2 separate regions of the Homo sapiens genome follow, and region 2 is linked to region 1. Evidence: chromatin contacts called from ENCODE Hi-C or POLR2A ChIA-PET data. All regions are on one chromosome and are shown on one strand. The core of a region is the stretch at or near the end of the contact, and the rest is flanking DNA. Distances in the headings are between cores, read along the strand shown.

Region 1 (5,655 bases), core at 2,979-5,478:
GTAGCCTGGTGATATGGCTGGGGCTTGAGAGACCACCTCCATGAGCCACCTCGAAGTACAGATAAACTGAGGCCTGGGAAGCAGGAAGAATGCTTCTGATACTCACAAGGCAAATCAATTAGTTTCAAGGGGCCCACAAGCCATACTCCTAACTCTCAGCTCACCACCCTCATGTTCACCGAATGGGGCTCGAAAATTCTTGCTGTAATTGCAGAAATTTGAATTTGAACTGGGAACTACATGACATTAAGAATTATCTTTTTATATTCTCAGGCAAGAAAATAGAATTGTAGTTGTCAGTTTTATATGCATTCTGAAATATTCAAGGGTGGAATATCATGACATCTAATTTTTTTTTTTTGAGATGGAGTCTCGCTCTGTTGCCCAGGCTGGAGTGCAATGGCGCAAGCTCCGCTCACTGCAAGCTCCGCCTCCTGGGTTCACGCCATTCTCCTGCCTCAGCCTCCTGAGTAGCTGGGACTACAGGTGCCTGCCACCACGCCTGGCTAATTTTCTGTATTTTTAGTAGAGACGGGGTTTCATCGTGTTAGCCAGGATGGTCTCGATCTCCTGACCTCTTGATCGGCCCGCCTCAGCCTCCCAAAGTGCTGGAATTATAGGTGTGAGCCACCGTGCCCAGCCTATGTCTAATATTTTTTAAATAATGTTAATGACTGTCAAATCAAGGTATAGGTACATGGGGCTTCTTACCGTATTCTTTTTCTTTTTCTGTATAGTTGAAATGTTTCCTAATTTAAAAGTTTTAAATTAAATTCTAAAGGTAAAGACGGAGTTGCTCACTCCCAGAAGTAGTGGTGTCTTACTGGGATAAGCATGAATTTTGGAGGGGCCTAGATGTGGAGTATAATTTTTGTATGACCTTGGGAAAGTCACTTCATCTTTTTAAACCTCAGCTGTATGATAAGGGTGATGGAAATTACCTCAAGGCTTGGTCAGGATAAAGAAATGAGACAAGGGAGCTGGAGAGCCTTGCTTATTTTAACCCAAACTGGATCACCATTCAGACGGCATCAGGGTCACCCACTTGTTTCACTTGTTTGCCCTTTTTTTTTTTTTTTTTTGAGATGGAGTCGCTCTGTCGCCCAGGCTGGAGTGCAGTGGCAGGATCTCAGCTCACTGCAACCTCCATCTCCCGGCTTCATGCCATTCTCCTGCCTCAGTCTCCTGAGTAGCTGAGACTACAGGCGCCTGCCACCACGCCCGGCTAATTTTTTTTGTATTTTTTTTTTTTTTAGTAGCGATGAGGTTTCACCGTGTTAGCCAGAATGGTCTCGATCTCCTGACCTCGTGATCCGCCCTCCCGGCCATTGTCCTTCTTTAAGAATTTTTTGCTTGTAGTTGCATTTCTTAGTATCTAAAAGTCACATGGTTCTAAGACTTTTGAGTGTTCAGATTACCAGTATAATGTGTGGGAAGACTGAGAATTCATTCTTCCTGTGAATTAAAAATTCTTGCAAAGCCAGGCGTGGTGGTTCACACCGGTAATTCCAGCACTTTGGGAGGCTGCGGTGGGAGGATCGCTTGAGCTGAGTTTGAGACCATCCTGGACAACATGGCAAGATGCCATCTCTACAAAATTTTTAAAATTAACTGGGCATGGTGGCACACACCTGTAGTCCCACCTACTCAGGAGGCTAAGATGAGAGGATCACCTGAGCCCAGGAGTTCAAGGCTCCAGTAAGCTATAATTGTACACTGCACTCCAGCCTGGGCCACAGTGTGAGATCCTATCACTAAAAGTAAAAGCTAAAAATTCTTACAGCCCAGAGTTTTAATCCAGACAGACCTTGAGCAAGTTGCTTAGCCTTTCTGAGCCTGTTTCCTCCTCTGTAAAATGGAGATAACCAGAGTGTCCCTAGCTGAACTGGAAGGAGAAAGTGAGATTGGGGATCTAAACTGGGGTCCCCAGGGTCCATGCACCTACCCTCAAGCTGCCAGTGACCCTCATTCCCACACTTCTCCCCACTACCCACTGTTGACCCTTCCAAGGTGCCCACAGGTATAAAAATCAAAGGCTCAGCAGGGCGCGGTGACTCACGCCTGTAATCTCAGCACCTTGGGAGGCCGAGGCAGGCAGATCACCTGAGGTCAGGAGTTCGAGACCAGCCTGGCCAACATGGAGAAATCCTGTCTCTACTAAAAATACAAAAATTAGCTGGGCATGGTGGCACATGCCTGTAATCCCAGCTACTGGGGAGGCTGAGGCAGGAGAATCACTTGAACCCAGGAGGCAGAGGTTGCGGTGAGCCGAGATCGTGCCATTGCACTCCAGCCTGGGCAACAAGAGGGAAGATCCATCTCAAACAAACAAACAAACAAAAAAAGAGCCCATAACGTATTCACATGATGGAAGACTCCAGAGAGGATCAAAAGAATGGATTCGATCTCCTTGTAGCAAAAAGATCTGCTTGTAGCAAAAAGAACAGATGTCAAAACTAAAATCTGGAGTGAAAAGAGCAAGCAACATAATGTCTGAAAACATTTCTATACAGTGTATTGAGAAAGCCTGACAGGAAAAATAATTCATTTCTTCCCTGAGACATTTATTCACTGTCTTTTTCTTTTCTTGTTTTAAGGCAAATGATTGACTACACAGTTGTAAATTTCAGCTGAAAAGATGTCTGGAGGTTGAAGAAAAATACAGTGAGCTTATTGTTTGAAAATTCAACTACCATATTGTTTAAAAATCAAAAAGTTCCCAAGGTTTCCGGAATTTTCAGACACGAATGTAAACTAACTCTCTCTTACGTGGCTCTGTATTAGCTACAAGCTCATGTCTATGTATGTAAGAGTAATTTTTATGTAAGAGTAATTTTTAAAACATCTGGGAGACTGAGGAGGTATGAAAACTAAAGGCAATGTGGTAACTTGGGGCCGGATCCTGGAACAAAAGAGGACAGTAATGGGAAACTGGATAAAATCCCGTGAAGTTTGAAGTTTAGTTAAGAGTAACGGACCAGTGTTGGTTTTTAGTGGCGACAAATGTCCCATAACAATGTAAGATGTTAACAATAGGGAAAACGGGGTGAGAGAAATACAGGAACTTTTTGTACTATCTTTGCAACTTTCTGTAAATCCCAAACTAGTCTCAAATAAAAAGTATATTTTTTTAAATATGGAAGGTTCTACCCAGACTCAGCAACAGGAGAGGCCCAGAGAGGGAGAGAGGACTAGACTTCAGGGGCTGGGGGAGGGTTAAGGGGCTTCGGTCTTACCTATAACAGGATAAATATTTGTGTTAAGTCGAATGTATTCAGCTATTCCTTATGCAATTCAAGTTAACTTAAAAAATATTTTATGAAAAGGAGAGCTACAGCTATCTCCTTGATTTGAGGCTGTCTTTACTTTTTCTCCTAAATCACAGATGCTCAATGGAGCTGGAAAACCTTTGGGACCAGGAGGCTGTGACATCTGACCCTGGCTCCGTTCTGTCCAGGCTGTGGGACCTCAGGGGAAGGTAGAGACTTCATAGGCCTCAGTTTCTCCCTGGCAAATGAAATTACTAAGCCCACCGACCCCCGTCTTCCAGACGGGGAATCCCGGGGTGGGTGGTTCCAGGGCATGATCAAGACATCCCCCAGGGGCTCTACACTCCGCTGGCTCAACACTCCCATCTGTGTAATGGGTTGAGGAGCGAGGCTATCCCTATAGGACTGCCGAAAGCAAGGCAGGGTTTGACAGCGCGTAGGTGGGTGCCAGGTGCAGGCAGAGGCTGGAGAGTGGAGAGCGCTTCTTCCACCCGGGCCACGCAGAGGCTGTCCCCGCACGGCTCCCCACCCACAAACCCTCGGTCCTCACCTGAAACCCCCTCCTAGGTCCCTGCCGTCGCGCTAAGGGCCAGACTCGGACTTGTCGCGGTGGGCGATTCGCCCCGGGGGACCTACCGGACCCCGCACCTTCCCACCTTGCACCTTCTTGGCAGGGGGAGCACGGCCTGGCCCCCTCACCCACGTGCGGGGCCCCGGGACTCCCACCTCCGAGGGTCTCGCCTTGCCCGGGATACTGGAGCGGGACTCGGGCCGGGCCGGCCGCGGGCTCCGAGACCCTTGGGCTGCAGCCCGGGCGGGAGCCGCCCCCTTTGTCTGGCGGGGCCGAGCGGAGCAGGACACTCACCGCGTGCGGCGGCGGCTCAGTAGCAGCAGCAGCAACAGTGCGGCCAGGAGGCCGAGGAGCGCGGCCCAAGCCATCGCGGGGCTGGCGGGGCTGGCGGGGCTGGCGGGGCTGGCGGCCTGGCCCACTCCCAGGTAAAGTTCCCCGCCCCCACCCGGCGCGCCCCTCCCACTCCGCCCACCCCAGCCCGCTTTGGGGCGGGGTGGGGGGGGTGGGGGATGGGGCCCTCCGAGGTCCGCAGGGGTCGGACCGGGGCGCTCTGTTAGAAACCCTGCTCCCCCCAGCTCAGGCCTGATGGAAAATGTGGGAGGGAGGGGAGGGGAGAAGGAGGGGGAGGGGGAGGGGGCGGAAGGGATGTGGTGGGCTGGGGAGTGATCAAGGGGAAAGGAGATAGATGGGGGACTGAGGGGGATGTGGTGGACTGGGGGGTGATGGAAGGGAGGGGAGAGGGAGAGGATTTACAGGAAGGAAGAGATTATATGCGGGGAGGGAAGAGGGATGGGGAAGATGGGAGAGGACTTTTGGGGAAGGGAAGAGGAGGGAATGTGGGAAGACGGCGGGACGATGGGGAAACAGCCAAGGAGGTATGGGGAGGAGGGGGCACAGTGGGAGGAGAAAATGTGGTGGGAGGGGACGAACATGGAGGAGGAGTGTAAGGGGGTCAGGAGGAGCTTTCCCACCACATTCCACATTCCACCTAGACAGAGGAAACCCCCCAAGGCTCCTCCTCACCCCATCCCCCACCCCAGGCGTGCTGGGGACCTGGAGTTTTCCATTCTGTGGTCTGGGCTGGGAGGGCTGGTCTGGATTATATCGCACCCTATAGTATCTTCAGTAACTACTGGGCAGGGGGTACAAGGGTGTCTCAGGGAGTCCCCTCATCCTCACCTGCTTTGGGGACAGATAGTGCCCGTGAAGTATGCACCCTCTACCTGGTGCACGTTAGGGCCTCCGGATGTGGTGGCCATTGTCATCGCTACCTGGTGCTTGGGGTGCCAGCCCCCTGTGCCCGCGGCTCTGCAATGTACCACCCCAGGGTGCTGATGAGAACTGGGGGTCAATCCAGCCTCACTCCACGCCCCTGCCCCCACCATCCCCATTCCCACCCTGGGAAGCGTTGGGCAGGTAGCTCAACCTCTCTGAGCTCACCTCATTATCTGGAAACAGGGAGGGCAGAGTTGTGCTTACCTCTGGGGCTGTTGTGAGGAAGTGATGAGAGCTTGACACTAAAAGGAATCACAAACTGTTGAGTGCTTGGCACACTAAGTTTTATGAAACCATGGGCTGAACCTGGAGGTAAGACCCAGGAGGTCTTGTTCTAGTCCTGTATCCACCCATTCAGTGCCGGGTGAGCTTAGGCACGTTTCATTCCATAGTCCCAGCAGAGCTCTGGAGAAGCTGTTGCTCCTCCTGGTCTCCTGGCTTCCATCCTTATCAGCCAGGGTCCTGACAAGGCCCTTCGAGAACCAGCATGATCCGCCCCTTCTCACCTTTACCTGCCTGACCCTATGCCCCCGACTCTCT
Region 2 (5,864 bases), core at 3,214-5,713, 460 kb after region 1:
AAAAAAGAGAGATTATGAGAGCAGTAACAAGGGTGACTTCGGTCCACACTTAGCCTCTTGAGTTGCCATCTGTGGAAAAGGTGAGGAAAGAGGTAAAAGTCAGTGTTTCTCTATCAAACTTGCATGGATTCCCACCCCCTCCTGCTCCGTCCTGGCTGAGTGAGGTTGGGCAAGCTGGTTCACCTCTCTGTGCCTCAGTTTCCCCAGTGAATGGTGCTAAGGAGAAAAACTCCCTCAAATGGTGAGGATAAGAATGAAATAAGGCCAGGCGTGGTGGCTCATGCCTGTAATCCCAGCACTTTGGGAGGCCGAGGCGGATGGATCACTTGAGGTCAGGAGTTCAAGGCGAGCCTGGCCAACATGATGAAACTCTGTCTCTACTAAAAATACAAAAATTAGCTGGGCATGGTGGCAGGTACCTGTAATCCCAGCTACTTGGGAGGCTGAGACAGGAGAATCACTTGAACCTGGAGGCGGAGGTTGCAGTGAGCCAAGATCATAGCCGCTGCACTCCAGCCGGAGAGGCAGAGCAAGACTCTACCTCAAAAAAAAAAAAAAAAAAAAAAAATTTAATAAGGCTGGCCTGCTGCTATGGTTATCAATGTTGTTATTATCCTTTTCTACACAAGGGTCCCCCCAGCCCCAGAATCCCATGCTCTTGTTTCGGGTGCAGCTCTGGGGCAAAAGGGAGTCAGGGACCCCCAGAATCTTCTCCCCAGGGTTGGAAATGTTGGGTGGCCCAGAAGTAGAAGTAGTGTCTACTTCAAAAGTCCCATGTCCATGCTACAACTGAATGTTCCAGATCAGAAAACAGCACATAGTTTTCCAGAAATGCTGGGACCTTATCTCCTCAGGAGTGAGAGTAGCCTGGACCCATTAATTCACCAGAAACACATTGTATTTTAGGCCAGAAACAATAATAACTGTGGCCTGTTAAGTGGATGTCAGAGAATAAAAATCTAATCTGAATTTGTAACTCTGTCAGAAGGAATGGGGTGACCGAGAATTCCACAGGCGAGTTTTCAACATGGACACAGGGTGGGGGGTCCCTGAGCCTCTCTGCTGAGGTTTTGCACAGATCAGGGCTTGTGGAGAACAATGGGGACATTCTTTGAGCACTTGCTGTGTGCCAAGGCACAAAACAACCCTGGGAGGCTGTACTGTTAGAAGTTCCGTTGTTCAGATGGGAAACTGAGGCCCAGAGAGGTGGAGACGGTTGCCCAGAGTTGAACAGCTAAGAAGCGGCTGAGATGGGGCTTGAACCCAGACAGTCAGGATCTGACTGGAGCCCAAACTCTGAACCACGTGTGTCTTTCTCAGGGAAGTCTGGAAAAATGTGGTTTAGTGTTCTGCACAATGAAGTAACTTGTTCAACTGAGGTCACTGGCTGATGGTGGGAGTCACTGATGGAGGAAATGGGGAGAGGGCCCAGGACCCCCCAGGAAGTGTCCCCTGTCTCCTTTGCTGGGTATTTTCCTTCCCTGACTCTTGGCCTGTTTCTTTCTTGGTGAGTGTATGTGGGGTGGGGTTAGTGAGAAAGGGAGACCCCAGCTCTGGCGTTGCGGGAGTGTTAGGATCCAAGGCCAGGCCTGCAGCCCTGGGTCCCTCCTGCCTGGGAGGTACCTGGGGAAGTCTGCAGCCTGTCTACACTGGTGAAGCCTCAGCCCCAACCAGCCCCCTGCCCTGCACTTGCCAACTGGGCACCGCCACTGTCGGCACCACATCCCCAGGGTGTGTAACAAGTGTCACAGCCTCACCCAGCCTCAGTTTCCTCCCCTGGAAAATGGGGATAGCCACGACACGTGGTGGGGAAGGTTATATTTACATGACCTGGGCTGTTACTCTTATTCCTGCCTCCAGTAAGAAGCCACGTGGAGTGTCTGCCATGCTGAGGAGAGGGCACCCCTGGCCGGAGCCCAGCTGGATGTCAGGCCTGAGGCTGGATGTCAGGCCAAAGCTGGCTCCAGCCCAGCAGCCTGACACGAAGGGGAGGGAGGCCTGAGTCGGCCAGACTCCTGAGTCACTGTTTCCCGGCTCTGCCAGGCCAGGCGGGAAAAGGGGGAGCGGGGCGGAGGGAGGGGAAGGGGATAATCTGGGGGAGGGAGGGAGTGGAGAGTGAGACACCAGTTGTAACCATTGTTGGGTGGGACAGACAGAAAGCCACCTGCCAGGGGGGCAAGGAGATTCTGGGGTGTCAGAGTGGGGTCCTTGCACTTCCCTGCATTATAGGCTGCAAACTCCTCCCTCCCTCGCCACCAACACATACACACACACACACACACACACACACACACACACACACACACACACTGCACTCAGCTTCACAGCTTTCCTTCTCTTTCTTGAGTGTGTTGACCAGGTTCCAGCCTCAGGGCCTTTGCACTGGCTGTGTTTTCTGCCTGGAACACTTCAAGGTTCTTTCTCAAATCTCAGGCTTCAGCTTAAATGTCACCTCTTCAGTGAAGCTGTCCAGGCTGGAGTGCAGTGGTGCCATCATGGCTCACTGCAGCCCCAACCTCCCCGGGCTCTGGTGATCCTCCCACGTCAGCCCCTCGAGTAGCTGGGACCGCAGGCGTGCACCATCATGCCCTGCTAATTTTTGTATTTTTCTGTAGAGATGGGGTTTTGCTGTGTTGCCCAGGCTGGTCTCGAACTCCTGAGCTCAAGTGATCCACCAGCCTTGGCCTCCCAAAGTGCTGCGATTGCAAGCCTGAGCCACCACACTGGGGCCTGCCTGAGCTTTCTTTTTCTTGAGACAGAGTCTCGCTTTGTCGCCCAGGCCAGAGTGCAGTGGTGCAATCTCGGCTCACTACAAGCTCCGCCTCCCAGGTTCACCACCCGGGTTCACACCATTCTCCTGTCTCAGCCTCCCAAGTAGCTGGGACTATAGGCACCCGCCACCATGCCCGGCTAATTTTTTGTATTTTTTTAGTAGAGACGGGGTTTCACTGTGTTAGCCAGGATGGTCTCCATCTCCTGACCTCGTGATCCGCCCGCCTCAGCCTCCCAAAATGCTGGGATTACAGGCGTGAGCCACCACGCCCGGCACCTGCCTGAGCTTTAAGTGTGCTCTTCCTACTCCCCCTCCCAATTCCTTTAGTTCATCCATTCATTCATTTATTTGCCCGGAAGGTATTGCGCACCTCCTTCGGGCAGGGCCCTGCTTTAAACAGTGAACAGAGTAGACAACCTGCCTGCCCTCATGGAGCCATCACTCCACCCAAGGAGATGGCACAATGAGCACACCGCACACTGGGCTGGAACAGGTGTCTCTGGAGGAGCCAGGCACAGGTGGGGGAGCCAGGCGCAGCTGGGGGAGTCAGGACATAGCGCGGGGGCTTTCCCTGTTGGAGGGGGTTGAGTACGGTGTCTCAGAAAGTGATGCCAGGGAGATCTGCAGGACGAATCGAAGGAAGCCATGTGGGTGTCTGCGGAGAGAGAGTTCCAGGCAGAGGGAACAGCCAGTGTGAAGGCCCTGAGGCAGGGGTGTGGTGGGCAGAGTCAAGGAGCAGGCAGGAGGCCAGTCGGGTGGGAGCAGAGTGGGCGAGGCCAGGAGGTGAGGCCAGCAAGGGGACGGGGCGGGCAGGTGGGGCAGGCAATGAGGAGGATGTGGCTTTTGCCTTGAGCCCCTGGAGGGTCCTGAGCAGAGGGGCTGCAGAGACATGGTCAAGTTCCAGGTGGGGTTAGGGCGAGAACTGACCTTCCAGGCAGACAGGCAGGGTCCCCCCACCTTGCCCCTGCCCTGAGATGAAGCGCCAGCCTTGGATCAGGACCCTGTCCAGAGGTGGGCCAGGGCTCTCAAGCCAGACTCGAGTCTGCACTGGGTAGGGACAGCTTCCCACGGCCAGCCTTCCCCGTGGAGGATTGCTTGCGGGGGAGGGGTCCCCTAAGTCTCTTCTCTTTCTCCCTCTCTTTCGTAACCATCAGCCTAGCCAGACCTTTGGTCAGGCCTGGTGGAGAGAGTGTTCTCTGTCATCATCTGGCCATGGGAAAGGTGAAGTAAAAGCCACCAGTGACGGAGAGAAGCAGCCTGTGGCCAGCCCAGCACCACCCTCACCCCACGCACCCGTAGGCTGAGTGCCTCATCCCTTGGCCATGGTCCCCCAACCTCCAACATAATCAGGCCCGTGGGAGCCTGGCCAGAACTGTGGCCAGTGACTCAGCAGGAATCACCCCAGACAGGAGCCAGAGCCCCGGTGTCCAGACCAGAAACCACCCCTGACCTGTTCGGCTGGGCAGGAACAGGGACAGAGCAGGCGGAAAAGCTCTCAGCCCAGGATAGCCGGGGGAGAGGGGCGTGGGAAGACCCCTGTCCAGATGCAGTTCGTGGCCACCCACCCTGATGGTGTCTGCTGAGGTCCAGATCGTAGTTTTAGGAGGGGGTTCGTGGCTGTTCTGCCCAATTCTGTTGAAGCCCTGAGCATCAGCCTGGCTTTGATGGGTTATACTGGGCTGTTGTGGTGTAGCTTGTCTATTCCATTGCATTGTTTCTGTTCTATTGTGTGTTCTGGTCTGTTCTAGAACCTACCAATCCTTTCTATTCTATTGTGTTTATTCATTCAGCAGATACTTACTGACCACCCCTGTGTGCCAGGCAGTCTTCCAGATGCTCGGGTCACAACTTTGTTTATTTATTTATTTATTTATTTATTTTGTGACGGAATCTCACTCACTCTGTTGCCTAGGCTGGAGTGCAGTGGCGCGATCTCGGCTCACTGCATGGAGTTACAACTTTGGATGAAATGAGACCTCTGCCCCAGGGCGTTCATGGGGAGACCAGCAACTGATAAATATCAGGTAGTGGTAAGAGCTGAGAACAGCAGCAGCAGCATCAAAGCAGAGAGCCACAGAAGGAGCGAGGCGCAGGCTGCGTTCACAGTGCGGGGAGCAGGGTCAGGAGCAGCCGCAGCCTCACTGGCAAGATGACAGTCTTTTTTTTTTTTTTTTTTTTTGAGATGGAGTCTCACTCTGTCACCCAGGCTGCAGTGCAGTGTTGCAATCTCGGCTCACTGCAACCTCTGCCTCCCGAGTTCAAGTGATTCTCCTGCTTCAGCCTCCGGAGTAGCTGGGATTACAGGTGCGTGCCACCACACCCGGTTAATTTTTGTATTTTTAGTAGAGATGGGGTTTCACCATGTTGGCCAGGCTGGTCTTGAACTCCTGACCTTAAGTGATCCACCCGCCTCGGCCTCCCAAAGTGCTGGGATTACAGATGTGAGCCACCGCAGCCAGCCAAGATGACAGTCTTGAGCAGAGTCGGGAAGGAGCTGAGGGAGGGAGGCACACAGATATCAAGGGGTCAAGAAAAGCATTCTAGGCAGAGAGAACAGCAAGTACAAAGGCCTGAGGCTGGAATGTGCCTAGTGTGTTCCAGGACTGGCCAGGAGGCCAGTGTGGCAGCCAAGGGGAGCAGTAGGGAAGATGGGGTGTGTGGGGACATGGCTTGGAGGAGGTTAAAGCCAGGTGGGAGAGAGCAAGAGGGACAGAGCTCTCCACGGTCCTCCTGGGGTGTGGGGCCAGCTGGATGGCCTTGGATAGGGGGTACGCGTGTGAGTGTGTGTCTGTGATGTGGACAGATGCATGTGGGTCCGCGTGTGGTGTTGTGCATCCCTGTGTGTCTGTGTGCGCCCATCCATGCACCTGCATTATGTGTCTCTGATTCAGGCAGTTAGTGCTTCTGTATTTGTAGGTGCCTGTGGGTATCTGCAGTGTATTGTGGGTGTGTGTTGTGTGTCTGGAATTTGGTGTGACTGTATAGGAGCAGGTCTGTGTGTGTCACGTCTTTTTTTGGCAGGTGCCTGGACGTGTGTGTGGAGTGTTGTTTGTCTGCCATGTATTTTGTGCATGTGTGGGGGTGTGTGTGT

Evidence for each region. Hi-C counts contacts between places; a loop is a spot of excess contacts on that map. ChIA-PET counts read pairs that join two places held with the same protein, here RNA polymerase II (POLR2A).
Region 2: a loop to region 1 is called in a map of endothelial cell of umbilical vein, with 3 times the contacts of the local background. The contact joins the promoter of SCREEM1 here to the promoter of PTGIS in region 1. A Hi-C loop is called at or near these places in 1 of 168 maps with a recorded cell type or tissue (endothelial cell of umbilical vein). POLR2A ChIA-PET finds 5 or more read pairs at or near these places in 1 of 52 experiments (Caco-2).

What each region holds. Positions count from the first base shown.
Region 1 is chr20:49,563,909-49,569,563 of GRCh38, forward strand. It overlaps PTGIS (prostaglandin I2 synthase), which reads right to left and starts at 4,229. Exons shown (of 10, transcript NM_000961.4): 1 at 4,135-4,229. The coding sequence starts at 4,208. It overlaps LOC101927486 (a long non-coding RNA gene), which reads left to right and starts at 4,136. Exons shown (of 2, transcript XR_244188.4): 1 at 4,136-4,265. RefSeq lists enhancers at 4,529-5,145, 5,146-5,655.
Region 2 is chr20:50,026,014-50,031,877 of GRCh38, forward strand. SCREEM1 (SNAI1 cis-regulatory eRNA expressed in monocytes 1) reads right to left here and starts at 4,464. Exons shown (of 3, transcript XR_936829.1): 1 at 4,339-4,464; 2 at 3,701-3,979; 3 at 3,078-3,428. RefSeq lists enhancers at 1,325-2,164, 2,165-3,002, 3,842-4,679.